Linked DNA regions of Homo sapiens: region 1 is linked to region 2. Evidence: read pairs that join two places in POLR2A ChIA-PET (ENCODE). Cell type or tissue: PC-9. All regions are shown on one strand. Links, peaks and the distances in the headings refer to the core of each region. The heading gives the core; the rest is flanking DNA.

Region 1 (2,926 bases), core at 194-2,693, 1.4 Mb after region 2:
GCTCAGGGTGGTCTAGAACTCTTGGGTTCAAGGAATCGGCCTGCCTTGGCCTGCCAAAGTGTTGAGATTGTGGACATGAGCCATCAGGTTCAACACAGAATTATTTCTATACATACCTTTGTACCTATGTTTATATTTTTAAAAATGAGATCACAAATTATATATTGTTCTGTAGTGTTTTTCTATTTAATAATGCATCTTCGGATTCTATCCAAATGTCAGTACATATCCTCATTGTTTTTAGGGGCTGCAAAAAAAATCTATAAATAAGTATTTAAACCTTCTCAACAGACATTTACACTATTTGCAGGTTTTCGTTGTTGCAAACTGTACAACCATGAACATTGTTTTTAAAATATCTTTGTGCTCCTGTTCCAGTATTTCTAAATTTATGTTACTGTTTATATATTATTGATAGGTTAGATACTTAGCTACAAATGGATTCGCTGGTTCAAATGTACTAGACATATTTAATGTTAATAGATATTGCCAGATTGTCCTCCAAAAAAGGCAGTATCCATGTATTTTCGCTCCAAGAGTGCTTATTGATTCCTACATCCTAGTTTATGTTGGTAATTTTTATCTTTTTGTCAGTCAAATCATCTAAAATGTAGGTAATACCTCATTTTTGCTGTACTTTGAGGTGGAACACCTTTTCATTGGTTTATTAGCCATTTCGATTTCCTACCTCTACCTATTTTTTATTTTTAAATTTATTGCTCTGATTTGTAGGAGCTCTTTACATGCTATTAATGTTTGTTCCTTCCTGTTATATTGTTGTATCAATCAGCTACTGTAAACACAACCATAAAATCTGAGTGGCATATAACAGCAAGCCAATTATCTGGCCAGCTCTGTTTCATGCTGCAGGTCTGTGGGGGCAGTTGGGGAAGTTCAGCTCCCCATATCTTCATTTTGAGCCGTGAGCGGAGGGGACAAAAATCTATGCAAGGAAGGCTGTCTTCATAGCAGTAGCATGAGATTTGTTTCTATTAACATTGTCTACAAAATATTGGATACATGTATACATTAAGTACTTTATTTCAATTTAGCACATACATATCTGCTCATTTACCAAGGCGTTTTTTGTGAGTATGAGTTGCCTAGGTGGAGTTCTGAGTTGTTTTTGTTATAAGATATTGTCTTTTCAAAGCATTCAACTCAGTTTTCATGGAAAAAAAAAACCTTTCTTCCTTTTTGTTTTATGTAATATGTAAGCCAGTTACGTAATTACATTAAGAAGTACAACTGACATGAACACATTTGGGGACAAATACAGCTGAGTCTTGACAAGCATGTAACAACTAATATGAAGAGAGGTGTATGTGGTCCTATTTGGAGTAGTGTTTTATTTTTGAGCAATCAATGTGCATATTAGAATATTTACAGAGAAAATAAGGAAACTAAGATAAATTTGTCCTATTTAATCTCTTAAATGGAGATTGGATACAAGAACTGTTACTGTGAAGAGCACATTTTGAAAATATTTGCTAAATTCTGATTCTTCATATTTTGTTACTGCAATATCATCATCACTGTCCTCTTCTCCATTCCTTTAGAATTTTTTCCATGTCTTAAAGCTGTCAAGATTTGGCTCCTACCATTTTTGCTTTGGCTCATTATTTATCCTAGTAGAGCCAGACTTCACTCATACTTTTACTCTAGGAACTGGTTGACATATTTGACATATGTCTTGATTCTTACGTATTAAAAGTAACTGAAGTTCAAAAATTCATAAACTGTAAGCTGATTTAGTGTTCTTTTTAGTCCAGTATGTTGCAACATTTCATAAATAAAAGTGTTATTCTCTAAAGTGAATAATACCAATACTTAAGTTTCACAGAATCATAGGGTTTTAGAGTATGAAGCAAAGTAGAGATTATGTAATAAGCATTGTCTATTTTCTGGTGAAGAAAATGAACGTGAAAAATTTTTGTAGCTTTTCTTAGATCACACAGCAGTTAGTGGCAGAGACAGAAGTGGAATTTTTGCATAATTTACTTTCAAATACCATTAATTATTTTAAAACAATTGAATATTTTGAAATTTATGTGAGGGACATGGCAAATAGACCCAGTATTATTTTTGTACTCGTAAATACCACATTGTGATGGCAAGCCTTTTAGAAAGGAAATATGAAATTAAATGAAAAACCTAGAAATTAAGGAAGATAGAAGTTTGGTAAAAAAATTCTTAATGTATATTTTGGATTTTACATATGACATAGTTTAAACTGTAGTGGAAATATCATACCATGTCATGGAATGCTTTATCTTTCTATTTGAAATAGTAAATATTTCTAATTAGTGCTGTTAAAAATTTTTGAAATTCCTTTATTGTGACTAGGTTTTAAACTAGAAAAGAGGATAAAAGCTACTTTGTAGTCAGATGTCTATGATCTCTGTCTATGTTTCAGTCTCTCTCTCTCTTTTTTTCTCCTCTCCTCCCCAATCTCACTTTTCTTTTCTGTTCTTTTTCTTTTCTTTTTTTTTGTTGTTTGTTTTCTGCTTTTACTTTAATTTATAATGTCTAGGAAGTAACTAGTAATCCACTATGGCACCTAACATTATTAGTCATGTCATTTTAAGTTTGACAAGTATGTAGATAAATGGTATTTTAGATCCAAATTAAATTTATGTTACTGTTTATATATTATTGATAGTTTCTTTTTAGTAGGAAGGAACTATACTTTGCATTAGCATATGTTTATAATCGCTCCTGATCTTTTATCATGAATTGATCACTTTTTCTTATGAAATGTATTCAGATATGTATTGAAGACTTATTTGAATGCAGTCTGTACATTTTAAGAATTTCAGCTGTTTAATCTCTACAATGTAGTTCCAGCCTTAAGCTCACTGTATATAGTCAGTTGTCATTTAAATTCAGTCTTCCAGATCTATGGTAGGTTAATTTTATCAATAAA
Region 2 (2,926 bases), core at 301-2,800:
GATGCACCCATGCACATCCTCCAGTGATCAGCACAGGGACTTGTAGATCAGGACTTGGTTGTGGAAAGTAAAACAAATCAGGATTGAGTAATCATTTTCCCCTTAGCCCATCATTTGGAGCCAGAAATAGTTAAAGTTCTTGTTTCCATGAAGATTGGCTCAAGAATGCACATTAGTGGACCCAGCAGTGAGGAGCAAGGAAAGACAGATTCTAACTACAACTCTGTATCTGAATATCATCCATTTCTTTCCTTTTATGTTGTTATTGCTGTAATTTAAACCACCATCTCTTACTCATCCTTCCCTCAAAGTACATTTTCCACAGTGCAACCAAATTACCTTTTGAATATTGTAAACCAGGTCCATTCTTTCATTCCTACTATTCTACCACGACTGCTCTAGCAAAAGTTATTAATGACTAATTTGCCAGGTCTAATAGACTCTTCTTAGTCCTTAAACTTTACCTCTCATCTCTTAACATCCTTCAGTGGCTTCCTATTGCACAGAAAATAAAATCTATCGTCTTTACTAAAGTCTTCAGCGCCCTTCAAAATCTGACCCCTGTTCACCTCTCAAACCTTGTCTCCAGCTGCTGATGGAGGATTTTTTGCTCCTTAGCTCAGCTAGGTCTGGGTTCTTGACTCACAACCAGGAAGAGGTAGGCATGCAGACATGCGAAGAGTGAGCAAGGCGGGAAGTTTTATTGAGTGATGAAACAGCTTTTAGCAGGGAGGGGATGCAGGGGTGGTCCCCCTACCCAAAGGCAGGAAAGTTCCCAATATGGCTGAGCCCAGGGATTTTTATGGGTTCAGAGTAGAGACTGTGTGCTGATTGGTTTCTGAGCATGCAAAAAATGTTAGGGTGGGCACAATAGTGTAGAAAACCAATTAGGAAAGGGTAGGTATATGTAAAATAGGTGAAGGATGAGGACCAATCAGAGGAAAGCTCGCCAAACAGGAAGGCGGGTTATCAATATGGTTGGAGGATTTACCCAGGACTGTTTCCAGCTTGAAGGTTGGATTTCACTGGGGACCGGCCCCATCTGCCTAGGCATTTGTCTGCCTCCTGCCTCTATCACTGCTCCACCTTTTGCTTACCATCTCTTCTTTGAAATCTTGAAAAACCAATCTATTTATTTATGCCTTTACTCATGCTGTTTCCTCTTCCTGGAATGCTTTTTTCTTGGTTAGCTCCTTTTCATTCCCCCAACCTAAGTTGGAATATTGTGTAAAATTATATCTCCATTATTAAACAGCAAGCTTTTTAGACAGCAGCAATCCAGTCTTACTTCTTTGTTTCTCCAGAAGAGTCCAGCTTAAGTAGGTGTTCAATAAATATTTGTTGAGTTGATTCATGCTAACACTAGTGGAAGAAAAAATGTTTTGAGGTCATAGATATTTAACATGACTCATGTTTTCTCTTCAGTTATTTCAAAATCAGAAATGCCCCTCTTCTTTCCTACACATCATCTCTTCCTATGTATATTTAGTTCTGTTTGGATTATCACCCCATTTATTATCTTTCTCTCAGTTTGCATTCATTGCTCCACCTACCTCATTAGATGTTCCGTAGTTCACTCTGTCTACTTCCCTACTCTCCATTCATTCTTTCATTCCTACTATTCCACCACAACTGCTCTAGCAAAAGTTATTAATGACCAATTTGCCAGGTCCAATAGACTCTTTTTAGTCCTTTCTTTACCTCTCACCTCTCCAGCAGCCACTTCCTTTATCTTAAAACCCTTTTCTCCTTTGGGTTCCAGGACCTCACTGCAACTTAACTACTTCACTGACCATTTCTTCTCATTTTTCATTCACTGCTCTTTGCCTAGACCCATCCCTTAATTATCACATTTAGCAGAGTTCTGATCTCAACCCTTTTCTCTCACTCCTTTTTGGGGTCATCTCACTTAACACTATGGCTTCAAATAACCATCTATTTGTTAATAATTTTCATATCTATATTTGATAAATTTCATAATATTGTACACCAAAAAAAATGAGTGTATGTACAAACGGAAATGAATAAAGTCTCTAGCTTAGTTAATAACATTGTACTAATGTCACTTTCCTGGATTTGATAATGTACTATGGTTATGTGGAATCTTATCACTGGGGAAAGTAAGGTGAATAGTAGATTGGAACTCTCTGCTCTGTTTTGGCAACTTCCTTTCTTGTTTTTTCATTTGTTTGTTTGAGACAGTCTCACTCCGTCACCCAGGCTGGAGTGCAGTGGCGCGATCTCTGCTCATTACAATCTCCACCTCCCAGTTTCGAGGGATTCTCGTGCCTCAGCCACCCAAATAGCTGGGATTACAGGCATGCGCCACCACACCCAACTAATTTGTGTACTTTTTGTAGAGACAGGGTTTCACCGTGTTGGCCAGGCTGGTCTCAAACTCTTGACCTCAAGTGATCCATTTGCCTCAGCTTCCCAAAATGTTGGGATTACAGGGGTGAGCCACCACACCCAGCCTCTTTTCTTGTTCTTATGAGTCTTAAAAAGTTAAAAGGGTAAGCATGACATGACTTTATATGAAAACAAAATCAATCTTTTTTTTGTAGCTTATTTACTGAATATCCTTTTTCCATTTTTATAATGTGATAATTATTCTTACCTTAAATAGTAATTATTTACCTCACTTTGTAGGATAAACATATTTTTAGCACATTAGTGATACAGCTAACTAAATTTCGTTTCTGTATATTACTCAAAATAATTTTTGAGACATTGAATTCTGTCAAATGCTATCAGACACATTCTCCTTCCATTCAAAATTCATATGGGGTTTGGGAAATTAATATAGATGATATTAAATTTATATATAATGTCAAATAGTGTTTAATAATGCTTATGCAGGCCAGGCACAGTGGCTCATGCCTGTAATCCCAACACTTTGGGAGGCCAAGGCAGGAGGATCGCTTGA

The links. Peaks named below come from ENCODE experiments on the same cell type or tissue, not always from the same donor. Only the 100,000 strongest peaks of a DNase experiment are listed, where the experiment ranks them.
Region 1: POLR2A ChIA-PET joins it to region 2 with 5 read pairs; 2 of 35 experiments call an interaction of 5 or more read pairs at or near these places.

What each region holds. Positions count from the first base shown.
Region 1 is chr11:87,261,830-87,264,755 of GRCh38, forward strand. All of the region lies in intron 6 of TMEM135 (transmembrane protein 135), which reads left to right. Among named protein-coding and RNA genes, the nearest start is that of TMEM135, 230 kb to the left of the region's middle. In PC-9, for the core only: no CTCF peak of the experiment used is centred there; no DNase peak of the experiment used is centred there.
Region 2 is chr11:85,874,330-85,877,255 of GRCh38, forward strand. The region is part of intron 3 of CCDC83 (coiled-coil domain containing 83); the gene reads left to right. Among named protein-coding and RNA genes, the nearest start is that of CCDC83, 20 kb to the left of the region's middle. In PC-9, for the core only: no CTCF peak of the experiment used is centred there; a DNase peak (open chromatin) is centred at 1,342; H3K27ac peaks cover 463 bases.